Regions from separate parts of the Homo sapiens genome. Here regions 2 and 3 are each linked to region 1. Evidence: chromatin loops called from intact Hi-C (ENCODE). Cell type or tissue: GM12878. All regions are shown on one strand. Each heading gives the region's core, and the rest is flanking DNA. Links, peaks and the distances in the headings are about the cores only.

Evidence for each region. Hi-C counts contacts between places; a loop is a spot of excess contacts. Peaks named below come from ENCODE experiments on the same cell type or tissue, not always from the same donor. Only the 100,000 strongest peaks of a DNase experiment are listed, where the experiment ranks them.
Region 2: it touches region 1 in a loop (6-fold over the local background); 28 of 110 quality-filtered maps call a loop at or near these places.
Region 3: a loop joins it to region 1, with 5 times the contacts of the local background. A loop is called at or near these places in 2 of 110 quality-filtered maps.

What each region holds. Positions count from the first base shown.
Region 1 is chr18:63,152,192-63,158,026 of GRCh38, forward strand. All of the region lies in intron 2 of BCL2 (BCL2 apoptosis regulator), which reads right to left. Among named protein-coding and RNA genes, the nearest start is that of BCL2, 160 kb to the right of the region's middle. RefSeq lists enhancers at 2,894-3,043, 5,735-5,784. In GM12878, for the core only: no CTCF peak of the experiment used is centred there; DNase peaks (open chromatin) are centred at 3,180 and 3,310; H3K4me3 peaks cover 1,854 bases; H3K27ac peaks cover 2,500 bases.
Region 2 is chr18:63,013,565-63,019,399 of GRCh38, forward strand. No RefSeq gene overlaps it. Among named protein-coding and RNA genes, the nearest start is that of PHLPP1, 300 kb to the left of the region's middle. In GM12878, for the core only: a CTCF peak has its summit at 2,875 (motif pointing right); a DNase peak (open chromatin) is centred at 2,867.
Region 3 is chr18:63,076,329-63,082,163 of GRCh38, forward strand. No RefSeq gene overlaps it. Among named protein-coding and RNA genes, the nearest start is that of BCL2, 240 kb to the right of the region's middle. In GM12878, for the core only: no CTCF peak of the experiment used is centred there; DNase peaks (open chromatin) are centred at 2,273 and 2,993; H3K27ac peaks cover 1,694 bases.

The DNA.
Region 1 (5,835 bases), core at 2,243-4,742:
TCAAGGAGTTTGTTTATCTAACTAAGAGAAAACAATGTTTGAGTTCTTTAGAAACATGCATTTGACACCACACCAATGTGCTGCTCTGGGAGCAGAATCGGAGCCTGCTTCCTTGGGGCTGGTGTTTTGATGTGGTCATTATTTGCTCAGCAGAGCCTCTACTTGGCAACACCTCGTTTGCCCAATTCTAGGTATTTGAAATTTTAAAAACATATCTCTTTTAAGAAAATTCTAAAATGAAAGAGTTTTTTTAAAAATTAATTCGTAAATACCTTCCCCAAAGTTATTCTAAAATGCCTGAGACTTTAAAGAACCATATCTAAGTCAAGTCTGGTGAGGGCAAACAGACATGACAATGACCAAATCTATTCTTTAATTTTCTAACATTTGTGTACAAAGCCAAACAATCAACATACATACAGAGTGCTACTCCTAAATCTTCTTGCTACTAAAAAATAAAGGGCCAACCAAGTATTCCCAGGAGGCAAAACAATAGCTTATCATGTGCTTGTCCTCAGTGCCTACTAGAGCCTCCTTTTCTCCTGGAAGACATAATGACTTGGGCTGGGTGAAATTGTACACCACCTATGAGAGCAGGATGCTGGGTTGATCAGGTGATAATGCTTCACCATATCTTCAATTTTTGTATTTTCCACCTATTTGATAATGGGTCCTTCAGCGGAGACTACAAGACGTGAGTATACCCACATAACTTCAGCTCAGATTTCTGACGGCGTCCAACTTGCTTGCACGAATATCCACTGCCTGCCCACTCTCTCTCATCTGAGAAAACTATTTGACTCAGCTTTTGCCTCTGCCTCCCACTTTTCACCCTCTCCAGAATGCTCACAGCTCACCCATGCTAGTAGCATTGGAGAGGAAAGAGCACACACATTAGAGTCAGACAGATCTGTGCTTGAACCTCAACTCTGCAAATTACTAGATTCGTCAATGAGTTGAATGAGTTATCAGTTCTCCTCTCGTTCTCTGCAATGCTTAAATCTAACTCATGTTAGATGAGTTATTTAACCTCCCTGAGCCTAAATTTATGAATTCATAAAACAGAGAAAAATAAAAGGCTGTAGTTGTCGAGTGGTCAGGAGGATGAAATGACTTCTGTGAAGTGCCTGGCAGCAAAGGCACTAAAATTCAGTCATGACTCCCTCTCATTCCTCTCTCATTTTTGCATTGAACTGTCAGAGATGGCAATTTTCCTTTCCTAGGTACCTTCTTTATTTACAAGTAGCTTACAGAAAATGCATATATGAAAGGAGTTGTGTGAAACTTTTGAAGCCAGTTAAGCTCTTTTTGCAGAGTCCGTAATTTTTAATTTTAGGATCTTATTTTCTAACATCTTTAGTCAAGGTAAGTTCTTAAAGAAAAAATTCAAATGAAGCTCAATACCTGTATATTATCAGCTAGGGGCCTGGAAGTAGAGTTCTGGAGTTAGCAGAAGTGATTTCTTGAAATCGTCAGGGCAGAGCGGCCAGCCAAATCCTGAGACTCATCAAGGCAGGATTTCCTACCCAACAGCAAGAACATCGGACCTTGTACTAAGCCATGAGGTCCCCACCTGGAATGGTCCATTCAGAATTCTCTACACAGACCTGGCCACTCCAAAAAGCCAGTGGTGAGTCCAGAGGAGGGCAGCTGAAATGGGACAAACTAGGCTTCTAGAAGACAATGATGACTCTGGGAAGGGCAGGCCTGAATGTGGATTTTGGGACATTCATGAAGTCTTCATAGTACAGAAAGGATTAAGCTATAACCCTATTGTGAAGCCTTTAGGCTCATGACTCTTGAATCTCTTTTGAACCTCAAACCCTAGTTTGCGACCAAACAGATCTGCATATCCATCAGGTACATCAAACCCAACACAGCACAAAGGGAACTGATTACACCTTCCCAAAATCTGCCTCTAAGGGTCTAATCAGCCCCCTTGACAGCCCTCAGCCTATATCCTAGCAGAAAAACCGGGGTGATCCTCAACTCCTCCCTCTTCTTTTCCTATGGACACACCATCACTGTCATCTCCACCTTACAGAAGTCTCTTAGGATGTCTCCTCTTTCTGGTCTTACAGAAGCCACTTCTGTTCACCCCACTGCATGGCTTACCTAGACAGTGGCAAGAAGCTCCCAACCGATCTTCCCTCATCTTGCCCCATTCAGCTTCCCTCTGGAGTATTCCCAGGGTGTCTGCTAGACCCACAAAGCAGTTGCGTCCCTCTCTCTTATCCAAATGCCCTGAGTGGCTCCTGTTATCCACAGGGCGAGCTGGCCCTGACCCACGCTTCCAGACTCCCCTCTCCCCACACCCACTGCTTGCCTTGAACTCCATGTGATTACTGGCAGCATCAGCTGCAGCCTCGTTCCTCTACAGATCCTGGCTCACATGCATCCTCAGGCTGGGATGCCACTCTGCCTTTTGCACACCTCTCCACACTCAGCTCAAATACCACCTCCTCTGTGAAGCCTTTCTTGACCAAGCCCCCACCTCCCCATCATGCCCTTTTCTTATTCTGCCCCCTCAAGGCTCACCAGTGAACTCACTGCCACCTGTCTCTCTCCTCCTTGGGGGCACTGGCTACATTTTCTTCATCTTGGTTTTCCCAGGTTCTGATAGTGCCTGGCACCTTGTAAAAGCTGTGTGCATGTTTGCAGAATGAATGAGTAAACACATGGAAATTAAAACTATTTAAACAGGTCCATAAAGATTGTGTTATGCTCAAGGAAGATGGATTCATTACACATCTCAAAAGAACCTCAGGACCTTCTGGGACTGGAATGGCAACACCGTGTGGGGTAAGGAGCCTAGAACGTTCAGTTATGTTCTCAAGTCGTCACAGCTTCACCTTACCCAAGATATCTAACATCTCTGAGCCTCAACTTATTCATCTATAAGAATAAGAGGACGCTACAACATCAACCACAAAGGCTGGGGTGAGAACGACACGGGCTCATGATGCCAAACGTCTGGTGGAGGTCGGCACAGGGCGGGCAGAGGTGGCAAATGGCAGTGTCCTTTGTCCCCAATCAACAGAACTGAGCTGAACATGAGACTCTGAGAAAGGCTCGGGACAGCAGGGCCACAGCACGTCTCCTGGCCTCCAGGGACAGTCAACTTGAGGAGGCGACAAATCTCATTTGCAAAGGTGAGAAACTGTACAGCAAGTCAACAGTATCGGATGAGTCACGAGACAGGACGTGATTGATGTCGGGTGGGCGTGGAATGTGCTGTGCATTGCGTGGGGAGGGCCCTTAGTGGGGGTGAGCTTGGTGGGAAAAGGAGGGTCTCGGAGGGTCCAGCTGCTGGGGTGGAGGCCACAGGGGCCCAGGAGTGCAGGGTGGGCGCGGTAAAGAGACTGCCGTTGTTGCCTTTAGGCTGTTCTGCTGCTCTCTGCTTCCCCCTGTTGGCTTGGGAGGGAAGAGTAGGGCTGTTGGCTGAGACGGACGTTAGAGCGAGCAGGTGAGAAGAGGCTGGGAGGAACCGGCAATGCAGCGACCAGGAGCAGGTGGTGGAGCGGGGAAGAGAGAGGGAGGGCTGCTTGGCCAGATGCCAGGCACTCTGCCAATTGCAGGCCCTGCAGATCTTGCCCCGAGCTCAGGGTCACCTTGAACCCTCTCCTTTCTTTCTCCAGAGTGCTTGTCGCACCCTCTCCCTTCCTGGGGCCCTCACTCATGTTCTCCTTGGAGGTTAGAGGCCCATCCTCCCTCTCCCAGGACCCTTCCCCGCCTCCCCAGCCAGTGTGGGCCATTGGTGTGACCAAGGTGAGGGGCACTTGGTGTTCTTGGGACTCTTGTTCTTTTTCTTGCTTGAGGGCATTTCTCAAGTAAGACCAGAGATCATTTTAGCCCTGAGTGTCCCAGTTAATATTCATGAGGCTTGCTGAGAAGCCAAAAAAAAAAAAAAAAAAAGGCTTGGACGGCATCAGACGGGCTGGCAGGGGAGGGGGGTGTTCAAAGAGGAGAAGAAAGCAAGAGCCAACATAGAGTCTTGCCCAGCAATAGCATGGAAGGGAGTGGCAGCCCATTGTCCCTCAGGAAAATAAACTGCAAATAACTTTTCCCGTTTGTGTCAATCTAGTGCTTTCAACTTACAAACTATTAGTAGGCTTTAGAACTTAGATCAATTGACATTCTGGGTCAGGTAATTCTTTGTTGTGGGGAGGACGGGCTGCCCTGTGCACTGGAGGATGTTTAGCAGCTTCTCTGGCCTCTGCCCACGACATGCCAGCGGAAACCCTTGTCTAGTGTGAAAACCCGAAATGTCTCCAGGCCGTGCCAAATGTCCCCTGGAAGGCAAAGTCATCCCCATGGAGAACCACTGCCTTAGATTATTGTTAGGTGCTACCCAAATGCCCAACACCTGTACTGGCCCCTCCAGTCTCACCCTCATCTGAGCACTGCAAGAACGTCCCACCCTGGCGTCCACCTCCCCCGTCCACCTGATGTTTACGTAAACAGAAACAGAAGCTTCTTTCAGAAGCCAAGGAATCTCCTCCCAAGTCCAGACGTTGTGGGTTGGGGGTGGGGGTGCAGGAATGCCTCTAACTCTGCTCAGTAACTGCAACCCCATGGACTTCATAATGGCCAAGGGGACTCCACACCCAAAGCCCTCATTCCCCAATTTCCTGGGCAGCCAGGGATCCAGGTAGAAACGCTTGCCCAGGAGGCGTCTCTCTGGTGGAGGAGTAAACCTTGGAGAATTTGCCCTCCGTTTTCTTCCCTCGCTTTCTTCTCCATTTTCTCTCCCAGGAGCTAGCTGGTGAGTAGCTACCGCAGCTACTCATGTGAACATGAATCTGGGGCCACCCTTTTTCAAATTTCAACAGCAAGTCCTGGAACTAAACAAGAAAGCCTTTGCACAAATAAACAATTAAGTTAATTGTGGGTCTGACAAATATTTTGTTTTCCCGAGGAATTAAGTATGCATCTGGGGTTAGGCTTCTGGGCTGAGCCTCTTGTGTAAAAAACCAGAAGGCAAGAAACTGAAGGAATATGGTCAAAGTCCCTTATTTTAAAATCAAGGACACTGAGTCCCGGAGAGGTGAACTGCCTGTCAGCACGGAAAACAGGACCAGACATAATCATGGTACCTTGTTCCAAGTGAAGTTACCTAATGCTCCCTTCCCATCCAAACAAGGATTTGGGATATGCCGCCCAGGAGGGTGGTCCCAAAGGGGATCCTCAGAGGATGCATCACTAAGTATTTCTGTACCCCAGGAGGTGGCTTATTTCATGGAAACCCTTCACCTGGGGCTGTTCATAGAACCATGCACGCGGCAGTTGAAAAGGGGCACCTACGCCTTGCTCTGTGACATTGTTTTCAGTGAAAATTAGCGTTCGCTGTTTTCAGCGTTAACCTTAAACTCCAGCTGGCTTTATCTCCTCTCACTTATTATAATTGTAACGCAGTGCACTGTGTAAAGGTCACACCTGTGTTTATACGCCATATGCCATCAAAATACCATGAAGAGAACACTATGTGGTCTCTATCAGAAGATCAAAAGAGAAGGGGTGAGAAGCAGACCTTCCTCCTAATTCAGGGCCCTTCAGTCCTTCCCAAACACTGAAATAGGCCCATGTGCACCACTGCTCCCGCAGGAGTTTATGTCTAGGCCAAGTACGTGCTGTTTATTGACAGAGAAACAAATACCGCTCAGCACCTGTCCGGTTTCAGAGTGATGAGGGAGTTTCCAATCTGGATCTGAGAAAACTTTTACACTGTACCCAAACATTCTTTTTCTTTTCTTTTCTTCTTTTTTTTTTCTGAAGCCAAAATTAGAACAAAAACAAACATATACAGAGTTCGGCGTAGCAGGAAAAAGAAACTCA
Region 2 (5,835 bases), core at 1,452-3,951, 140 kb before region 1:
TATTGGTCATTGGGGTATATTCTCACGTGCGGTCCCTGTTCAAGTCTTTTGACCACTTTTCTGTTGAGTTGTTTTGGTTTTTTTTGTTTTTTATTTTTGAGATGGCGTCTCGCTCTGTTGCCCAGGCTGGAGTGTGGTGGCACGATCTCGGCTCACTGCAACCTCCACCTCCCAGGTTCAAGCGATTCTCCTGCCTCAGCCTCCTGAGTAGCTGGGACTATAGGCATGCACCACCACACCCAGCTAATTTTTCTATTTTTAGTACAGATGGTGTTTCATTGTGTTGGCCAGGATGGTCTCGATCTCTTGAGAGCTGTCTTTTTCTTATTGATTTGCAGGGCATTTTATACATTGTTGAGTGTGTGTATTACACATATCTTCTCTCACTCCAAAGCTTGCCCTTTCATCTTAATGTGATCTTCTGATAAACAAAAATATTTTTATTTCAATTAAGTCTAGTTTACCAATCTGTTTCCTTAAGGTCAGTGCTTTGAGATATTGCCCTATGTTTTCTTCTAGGTGGCTTAGTATTTGATCTTTTCCATTTAGATCTACAACACAGAATTGATTTCTGTGTGTGGTGTGCATTAGGTGTTAAGACATATTTTGTCTGCATAAGGTTAACCAATTGACCCAACATCATTTTTTTAAATGGCCAGGTTTTCCTCATTCTACTGCATTGTCACTACTGTCATCAATTAGATGACCTTGTGTGTAAGCCTGTGTCTAGACTTTCTATGTTGTTCCATTGGTTTATTTGTTCTTATGCCTTTATTACACTGTCTTAATTGCTGTAGTTTTATAACAAGTCCTTTTTAAAAAAAATTGTGGTAGAATGCATATAACAAAATTAACCATTGTAACCATTTTTATGCATACAGTTCAATGTCAGTAAGTGTATTTGCATCATTGGGCAACCATCACCACCCTCCATCTCTAGAACTCTTTTTATCTTTCCAAACTGAAACTCTGTATCCGTTAAACAAACACTCTCCATTATCTCTCCCCTAAGCCTCTGGCAATCACCATCCTACTTTCTGTCTTGATAAGCTTGACTAGTCTAGGTACCTCATATAAGGAGAATCATATGACATTTGTCCTTTAGTGACTGGCATAGTTCAATTACCATAATGTCGTCAAGATTCATCCGTGTGGTAGCAGGTGTCAGAATTTTTTCCCTTCTAAGGCTGGATAATATTTCACTGCATGTGTACACCACATTTTGTCTACAGACACTGGGGTTGCTTCCACCTTTTGCTATTGCAAATAATGCTGGTGTGAACATGGGTGTACAAGTATCTGTTTAAGTCCTTGCTTTCAATGTTGTGGGGTATATACCCAGACATGGAATTATGTAATAAGCTTTGATATCTGATAATGTAACTCCTTTAGCGTTCTTCTTTAAGTAATTTTTAAAAAATTTCCCCATGAATTTTTAGAATCAGCTTGCCAATTTAAAAAAATCTGGCATTTTGATGGGAATTACTTTAAATCTATAAATATATTTTGGAATAATTGACATTTTTATACTTTTGAGGCTTTCATTCCATGAACGTTGCAAATTCCTCTGTTTACTTAGATCTTTAATTTCTTTCAATGATGTTTTGTATTTTCAGGGTAGGGGTCTTAGACATATTTTGTTAGATTTATTCCCAGGTATTTGTATTTGATGTTTTCTTGATGCAGTTGTAAAGGTGTCATTTAAAAAACTCATTTTCTAGTTAAGCTTGCTGGTGCAGAGAAACTCAATAGATCATATATTATGAATTCTTAGCAACTTGGTTCATGGGGCGGCTCTACCTGATCTTCGAGGACACAAGTTTAAATCTCATAATGACTGTAATCTCTGTTAATTTATCTGCTTACTGAATTTTGTGAAGTATGTTAAGTGGCCCAGATAAAGACAGGGTTTGCCTGGTCTGTGCTTCACCAAAAATCACTGGGGTTGGTGTTAGCGGTGGTCACACACTGTGAACAAACGCTGGGTTCATGTCTAGGATCCAATTCTAGTGGGTTATTCCAAACCAATGGTGTTTATGCAGAGAGCACAGGCAGGAGGTGGGACCCAGGAGCCAAGGCACATGGAAGAAAGGGGCTGTTCTTGGCCGGGACAGGAGGCTGGGGCTGGGAATGATGTGAAGGCTGGCTCAGGTCTAATTTGGGAGGTGCTGGTAGTAGAATGCGCCTGGGAAAGGTGTGGACGTTTCATGTTGGGTCAGCTGGGGCCATGGAGCAAGACCTCCCAGGGTGGTGGCCTCTATGAAGGGAAACGTCTACGATGGCCACCGATGAGGAATGAGAGGGAATTGCTTCTAAACTCCTGTGTTCTCTATGTCTAGGACGGTGCCTCTGACTGTACACATATATCCTTTTTCTTTTTCTCGCTCTCTTTTTTTTTTTTTCTTTTTTTGAGATGGAGTCTTGCTCTGTTGCCCAGGCTGGAGTACAGTGGCGTGATCTTGGCTCACTGCAACCTCCGCCTCCCGGGTTCCAGCGATTCTCCTGCCTCAGCCTCCCGAGTAGCTGGGATTACAGGCACATGCCACCACGCCCGGCTACTTTTTGTATTTTCAGTAGAGACGGGGTTTCACCTTGTTGGCCAGGCTGGTCTCAAACTCCTGACCTCAAGTGATCCCCCGACTTGGCCTCCCAAAGTGCTGGGATTACAGGTGTGAGCCACTGCGCCTGGCCCTGCACGCATATTTTCTGGAAAAAGTACAGAAGATTTATTTCATGTTAAGCAAGGGGAATTTTTAGGTTGCATAATTTTAAGAAAGTCTTTTTCACAAGCAATAATAAAAACAGTAAGAATAGGAGTAATGAAGAAAATTGAGAAGAAACGACGCGAAGGTTCTCACAGTTTGTCATGAAGCCACTAGGGGGCAGGGGAAGACAGCTATTTGGAGCCGCTGAAACCCATAGCAAACCCCATCCTTTTTTTTCCCACCAAAGGAAAGCTTGAGTTAAAAAAAAAAAAAAAGTATAGCCCAAACCAAAAATGGCTTTACTATTATCAAGAATTTCTAGTTTTGTGAGGTAGCATATATTTTTTATTTAGAGTGTTGAGCATCAAATGCAACTCTAGCTTTAACTTGAAATTCAGGCTGGGCACAGTGGCTCACACCTGTAATCCCAGCACTTTGGGAGGCCGACGCGGGCAGATCGCTTGAGGTCAGGAGTTCAAGACCAGCCTGGCCAACATGTTGAAACCCGGTCTCTACTGAAAATACAAAAAATAGCCGGATGTGGTGGGCGCCTGTAATCCCAGTTACTTGGGAGGCTGAGGCACGAGAATCGCTTGAACCCAGGAGGTGGAGGTTGCAGTGAACCAAGATTGTGCCATTGCCGACCAGCCTGGGTGACAGAGTGAGGATCCATCTCAAAAAAAACAAAAAAAGAAAGAAAGAAAGAAAGAAATTCAATGGGTCAGACAGAATTCAAACTTACTGTTTAGTACTGTGCTTCCTGCTTGACCATAGGAATATACAAATACATATATATTGTGGTCACTCTCCTCAAAGAGTGTTTGGTCAAGTTCGGAAAGTGAGGAACAGATAGTGGACATTTAAAGTGGACACAGCTGCTTTCTTGGTCACTGCCATTTGATTTTGAAGGATCCTAAACCCAAAGTATGCCCAAGGGAATCAGCTTCAGGTGCAGCTTTGTTCTGGTCTCAGAAAAGTTTGAAATTGTTGCTGCATGATGGATCTTTTCCATTGGAACTATTCCCGACTCACAGAGCACAAAGACAGACAGTAATGTTATAGTGAACCACTGCCAGGTGCAGTGGAGAAGCACAGTCAGTTACCTCTGCTGGCCCTTCACAGCTTGTGAGGGCTTTTTAGTTAATTATCTTATGCAGGGAATTAAGCATTTAATGTGACCCTCCTATGGATTGAATTACAGCACCTTTTGACCCTAAGAGTCTATGATATCCCGACAATCTTATGAGGTAAGGATGAAATATAACATCCCATTCAAAGAAGCTGAGGCTCTGAGGGCTGGCTTCTCCAAGTTCATTCATGCAACAAATGTTTATGAGCTCTGTGATAGACCTGAGGAATATTAAGGAGCTCTCAGAATAATAGAGGAAAGGGACATATAAGCTTCAGAACAGAGTGTGATGTGAGGTGCCATGGAGATGTGTGCAAGGTGCCATGCAAGTAGTGAGGAAAGGTTCCAAGACTCAGCTGATGGAAAGTGACCTGTGGCAGCACAGAAGTGGTGACTTTTTAATTGCCTTAACTATCTCCAAGACACCTGGCAAAAGCAAAATTGAAACCACTATGAAGGGACATGTCTAAGATCCAAGCTGCACAGAATTCCCACAGAAGACAAAACAGAATAAAACAAGACCATCTCTGAAAGAGAATTTTATAATAAAAAATTATGAAACACTAAAGTATATATTCCATCATGAGTGAAAGTAAGCATTCATCCCAAACATGGTAGCTTTCAGATAATAAAATGCTCAATTGAAAGAGTATAATATAATATGCTTAAAGTAAAAACCATAGAAGAGAGGCTAACTAAAGAGGACAACTATGACCAGGTGGATTTGAAAAACAAAAAACAAAATAGAACCTCTAGAAATGAAAAATAGGACCTCTAGAAATGAAAAATAGGACTGTTTAAACTAAACACTCAGTGGATGAGGTTAAGCAGCTGCTTAGACACAGCTAAAGAAAGAGTTTGTAAATTGGAAGATGGAGCCAAGGGGAGATAGGGAATATTAAAAGAAACTTAAGAGACATGGGGGTAGAATAACAAGAGCTATCATATCCCTAATAAGAATTTTAAGAGAGAATAGAAAAAAATAAGATGATGGCAATTCTCAAAGAGACAATGGCTGAAATTTTTAAAAGAATTGATAGGAGATATGATTCCACAGGTTCAAGCAGCAAAGAACCCTGAAATAAAAATAAAGGCACAGCTGGACACATGAAAATAAAACTGTAGAATAGCAGAGAGGGAAAAAGGGGATTAAATTTATCTGGATCAAGAAATGAGAGAGAGAGACAGAGAGAGAGGGAGAGAGCTTATCTACAAAAGAATGACATTGCTAGATTAACAACAGCCTCCTCAGTATCTACAAGAGAAGTCAGAAGACAAGGCACAAGCTAACAGAAAATAACTACCAGTGTAGACTTCAAAACCTAGTTAAACTATTTTTCAACTTTAAGGGCAAAATACAGTCCATCCTCTGTATTTGCAGGTTCCACATCCATAGATTCAATCAACCATGGATTGAGAATATTAAGAAAAAAAAGACACAACGATACAACAGAAAAAAATACTGATTAAGAACAACACATATAAAAAGGAGGATATGCATAGGTTATATTCAAATACAATGCCATTTTATATAATGCATTATAACATCTGTAGATTTTGGTATCTGCAGGGAGTTTTGGAATATTCTGCAGATACCAAGGGAGAACTGTAAAGAAATCTCTCTCTCTCTCTCTTTTTTTTTTTTTTTTTTTTTAGATGGAGTTTCACTCTGTCACCCAGGCTGGACTGCAGTGGTGCAATCTTGGCTCACTGCAGCCTCCACCTCCTGGGTTCAAGCGATTCTCCTGCCTCAGCCTCCTGAGTAGCTGGGATTACAGTCAGAGGCCACCATGCTCAGCTAATTTTTGTATTTTCAGTGGAGATGGGGTTTCACCATGTTGGCCAGAGGTCTTGAACTCCTGACCTCAGGTGATCTGCCCTCCTCAGCTTCCCAAATGTGTTAGGATTACAGGTGTGAGCCACCGTGCTTGGCCTGTAAATAAATCTTTAATCAAATAAAAATTGTGAGTTTACTCCTAGCAGGTCCTCCCTGAAAGAAAC
Region 3 (5,835 bases), core at 1,322-3,821, 77 kb before region 1:
ATCTTGTAATCAGTAGCCTTGCTGAATCCTTTTTTAGTTCTAAAAGATTTTCTGTTGATATCTATGCATTTTCTTTGTTCTTTCTTTCTTATTTTATTTTATTTATTTATTTTTTTGAGACAGAGTTTTGCTCTTGTTGCTCAGGCTGGAGTGCAATGGTTCGATCTTGGCTCACTGCAACCTCTGCCTCCCAGTTCAAGTGATTCTCCTGCCTCAGCCTCCTGAGTAGCTGGGGTTACAGACACGTGCCACCACACCTGGCTAATTTTTTTGTATTTTTAGTAGAGATGGGGTTTCACCATGTTGGTCAGGCTGGTCTCAAACTCCCGACCTCAGGTGATCCACCTGCCTCGCCCTCTCAAAATGCTGGGATTACAGTCATAAGTCTCCGTGCGCCACCCATCTATGCATTTTCTATGCCTAAAAATAATAAATTTTCACTTCCTTTCCAAACCTTATGCATTTTATTTATTTGTTGCTTACTGCATTCGCTAGTATTTTCTGTGTAAAGTTGACTGGGGTGGTGATGGCTGCCCTGCTTGCCTTTTCTTGGTTTTAATAGGGATAATCCAGAAAGATGTGATATGATTGCTTTAGGTTTTTGATAAAAACCCTTCATCAAATTAAGGAAGTTCTCTTCCATTTCTAGCTTCCTAAGAGTTTTTCTTTTAGATAAGAGAAGGTGTTGAATTTATAGAATAAAATGTGTCATTTTATTTCTTTTTGATCTATAAATGTTGTAAAGTTCTCCTGATGGATATTTCTGACATTCTTACCTTCCTGGGAAACATCAAAATTAGTTGTGATCGTTAAAAAAAAAATACTCTGGTTGGATTCCATTTGCTAATATTTATTCAGGAATTTTAATCTACATTATAAGTGAGATAACCTATAGTTTCTGTCTCTTGTACTGTCCTTGTTTCATTTTGGTGTTAATTCTACACTATCTAAACTCAGTGGCCTACTGTCCTTTTCTGTTGTCTGGGAAGCTTATATAAGATAGCAATGACCTTTTCCTTAAAGGTTTGATGAAATTCACTGCTGAAATCAGCTAAGACTAGTGTCTTTTTGGGGAGGTGGCTTGAGGGCAGGTATATTTGATTGTCAAATCAATTTCTTTAATGCTAATTGTTTTATTCAGTTTTTCTATTTTAAAATTCAGCCAATTTCAGAATAGACATAAAATTGTGCCACAGATTCCCTTATGATTTTGTTTCTGCTGCATATGTGGTTACATTATATTTTCTATTCCTAATGTTTATTTGTTCATTTTTCTTTATTTATCAGCCTTAATGGGGATTTATTTTATTAGCATTATTTTTCTTTTCTAAGACTCATTCTGTCATTTCTATTTTACTTTTGTTTCCTTTTCTTATTTTTTTGTTTTTATCTTTAATATTTCTTTCCATCACATTTTTTTTGCCTAAACTCGTTGTTCTTTTTCTATCTTCTTGAATTGACATGAGTTCATTTATTTCATCTTTCTTATGGTTCTAAAAATATTTGTAGTGCTATAAATATTTCCCTTAACTATTGCTGTACCCTAAGTCTTGGTATTTTTCTGTGCTTTCATTAATAATCAGTTTTAAAATACTGTATTATTTTTAACAGCTTCATTGAGATATATTTCACACCCTATACAACTCATCCATTTAAAGTGTATAACTCAATGGCTTCTAATATATTCACAGAGTTGTTGATATGGTTTGGCTGTCCCTACTCATATCTCATCTTGAATTGTAGCTCCCATAATTCTCACGTATTGTGGGAGGGACCCAGTAGGAGATAACTGAATCATAGGGGCAGTTTTCCCCATACTGTTCTTGTGGTAGTGAATAAGTTTCATGAGATCAGATGGTTTATAACCATCTTTTCGCTTGGCTTTCATTCTGTTTGCCTGCCACCATGTAAGATATGGCTTTGCTCCTCCTTACCTTCCGCCATGATTGTGAGGTCCCCCCAGCTATGTTGAATTTTGAGTCAATTAAACCTCTTTTTTTAAATAAGTTACCCCATCTCAGGTATGTCTTTATCAGCAGTGTGAAAACGGACTAATACAGTTGTACAACCTATCATCACAATCAACTTTACTTACTCAGTTATCAGTTGATGCATACTTGGGTAGTTTCCAGTTTGGGCTATTATAAATAATGCTGCTATGAACATTTGTGTGCAAGTTTTTGTGGACATGTGATTCATTTGGCGTGAGTATATATGAGGAGTAGAATTGCTAGGTCATTTGGTAACTTTATGTTTAAGCTTTTGAGGAACTGAAGACTGTTTCCGAATGACTGTACCATGTCAGTGTAAGAGGGTTCTAATTTTTCAACATCCTCACCAATGCTTGCTATATTTGTCTTTTTTACTATAATCATCTTAGTGGCTGTGAAATGATATTTCGTTGTGGTTTGATTTGCATTTCCCTGATGGATATTTAAGGGTACTCCGTGATACTGGGTTGATCATTCTATTTCCAGGTGACTTCACTTCTAGGTATTTTTTCATTTATGTTTCCTAAAAAATTAATTTTTAAAGAGAAAAATCATCATAGGATACTCAAATTTCCATTTTAAATTTAAGATCACAGGGTTTTATTCTTTGGTTTGTATTTGGATCTCTTTTTCTCTCACATTGAAAATCTGGTTTCTAATGACATTAGCATAATTACATATTTGTTTCATTCTACAAAATACATATAATAGTTTCACAAGAACAAAACCAATATTTAAAAATTTTGTTCTATTCTTTTTGTCCTTATTGTATGCCAAACTGGATGTACAATTAGATTACTGCAATGCACCAAATTGGTGGTTCTTAACAGGAAACAGCTGCAATCCTAAGAATCTTTGAGAAGCGTCCATCAGCTGTCTAAGCATGCAGCAATGAAGCAGGTGGTTCTCAAGTATTCACTGGGCATATCAGGTCTGCCCCAACACCTGGTTACATCCTTATTTGGAGACTGATAGCCTCAACTCTTCCCCTACCAATCAGATTTCATGGGACTGCAAACTTTAACACAGAGTAATACAGAGAAGGGGATGCTGGGAAATGCAGTTTCAGGCTTCTACCTTACACAATTCAGAGAAGACTGTAGGAGGAAGTGGTGATGATGCCAAGCTGATACAGACACAGACACATCCATTCAGTGCATCAATCTTTATGTCTTCTCTTGTCTTACTAGCCTCCAGGAAAATGTTGAATGGAAGTACTGAGAGTGAACATCTTTGTCCCGTTCTTGATTTTATAGGGCATGCTTCCAACAATTCTTCTGTAAGGATGTTTTTTGTACATACTTTCTCAGGTTAAGGAAGTTTATTCACTTCTAATCCTAGTTTACTATGTTGTTTTTTTTTTTTAAATCATGAGTTAGTGTTGAATTTATCAAATGCTTTATCTGTAACTATTGAAACAATCATATGATCTTCTTTCTTAATCTTTTAAAGTGGTAAATATCATTTGATTATCTTTTCATCCTGAACCATCCTTGCATTCTAGGGATAAATCCTAAATGATTTTTTAAAAATAGATCTCTGGATTTCGTTTGCTAATATTATGTTAAGACTTTGATAATGTCTGTGATTGAGATTGGCTTGTGATTTTCCTTTCTTATCTTCCCCTTGTTTGGTTTTGGCATCCAGGTTTTACTAGTTTTATGGAATTCTTACTACAGCCACAGGCCCTGCATGAGACAGGCCATCACTACTTCTCTAATCGCATTTCCTACCACCCTCCCTGTTACACACTCTACTCAGTCTTACAGGTTCCATGCTGTTTCTCAGACAAATGAGTGCACATCCCCGCCTGACCACCCTCTCTTAAAGCTCTGTCTCCTCAATCTCTTTCATTGTTCTGCTTAGCTCTTATCATTACCTGATATATGATCAACTTACTGTGTTCTGTCTCCCTCCCTCTTCCAGAAGGCAGTGTCTATGAGGGCAAGGACTTTGCCTGTTTTGTTCCCTGTCATTCCCTCAGCACAGTGAACCATATTTATCAAATAATAAATATTTGTTCATCAGTGAATAAATGAATATATTTATCCATGTTTGAAGAAAAGAGGAAGGTTTCTGTACGTGATCCACTCAGAAGTCAGATTTTTCATTTGAAAAAATTGTAACTTCTATTTATACTAGAAAAGGGAGGAAATTCTTACACATAAGCAGCATGCAGAGAAATACTGCTGAAGATATCAGTCTGCTCTGCTGCAGCTGGTAGCAGGAATAAGACTGATTGGCCAACTGTCCATTCTATTCCAAACTTTCCTTGTCTTTTTCCAGCATCTCAGTTGGTTGAAATTCTTTGCTTGAGAAAGAGACCTACGTTTTCAGTCCTGAGGAGTTTGAGTCCTTGGTGATGCTGCCCATGTGGGGTTGATGTGTAGTGCTTTGTTAACCTTGACCATGAAGCAGGCAGTACAGACATCCTAAGGGGTACCCCTGGGCATCCATGAATACTGCTCCGGCTCCCACTGTGTAGCTCTCCCAGCGCCCTTGATAGTGCCAGTCTCTCCAGAAATCACTGGGGCCTCCCTTCTTGCTTATCCCCTCCATGACCTGAGGACATTGAAATGCCAGGCAGCAGTTTCAATGTCTACTCAATGAAACTGGTAATGGGTTCACAGCTGTGGGGATTGTTATTTAACTTCCTATGTGTGTGTTATGGTGTTGGGGAAAAACAGGCATGCAGAGTATAGCTATAGCTCTTTCTATCATCAAATGGCCCTCTAGCAATTCCACTCCTAGGTATATATCCAAAGGAATTGAAAACAGCCAGGAGCGTGTAGCCTGTGCTTGTAGTCCCAGTTGTGCAGAAGACTGGGGCAGGAGGATCACTTAAGCCAGGAGTTTGAGGCTGAGTAGGCAATGATGATTGCTCCTGTGAATAGCCCCTGCACTCCAGCCTGGGCAACATAGCAAGATCCCATTTCTTAAAAAAAAAAAAAGAATTGAAAACTGGTGACCAAACAAATCCATGTACCCACATGTTTATAGCTGCACTATTCACAATAGCCAAAAGGCAGAAACAGCCCAGATGTCCATCAATAGATGAATGGATAAACAAATTGTGGCATAGACATATAACAGAATATTATTAAGCTATAAAAAGGAATGAAGTACTGATTCATGTTACAATACGGATAAACCTCAAAAACATAATGCTAAGTGAAGGAAGCCATGCACAAAGGTCACATACTATAGGATTCCATTTATTTATTTATTTATTTATTTATTTTAAGACAGAGTCTTGCTCTGTCACCCAGGCTGGTGTGCAGTGGCACGATCTCGGCTCAGTGCAACCTCCACCTCCCAGGTTCAAGCGATTCTCCTTCCTCAGCCTCCTGAGTAGCTGTGATTACAGGGGTGTGCCACCATGCCTGGCTAATTTTTGTATTTTTAGTGGAGATGGGGTTTCACCATGTTGGCCAGGCTGGTCTCAAACTCCTGACCTCAGGTCATCTGCCCACCTCAGCCTCCCAAAGTGCTGGGATTACAGGCATGAGCCACCACGCCTGGCTGGGATTCCATTTATATGATATGTCCAGAAGAGGTGAATCCATGGAGACAGAGAGCAGGTTAGTAGTTGCCAGGGGCTGGGGAGAGGAAAGATTGAGGAACAACTGCTTGATAGGTACGGGGCTATTTTTTAAGGTGATGGAAATGATTTGCAAATAGGCAGAGGCGGTGGTTGCACAATATTGTGAACATATAAAATGTCACGGAATTGTTCACTTTAGAATAGTTAGTTTTATGTTTATTGTTGTTGTTGTTGTTGTTGTTTTTTGAGACAGAGTTTTGTTCTTATTGTCCAGGCTGGAGTGCAATGGCACAATCTCAG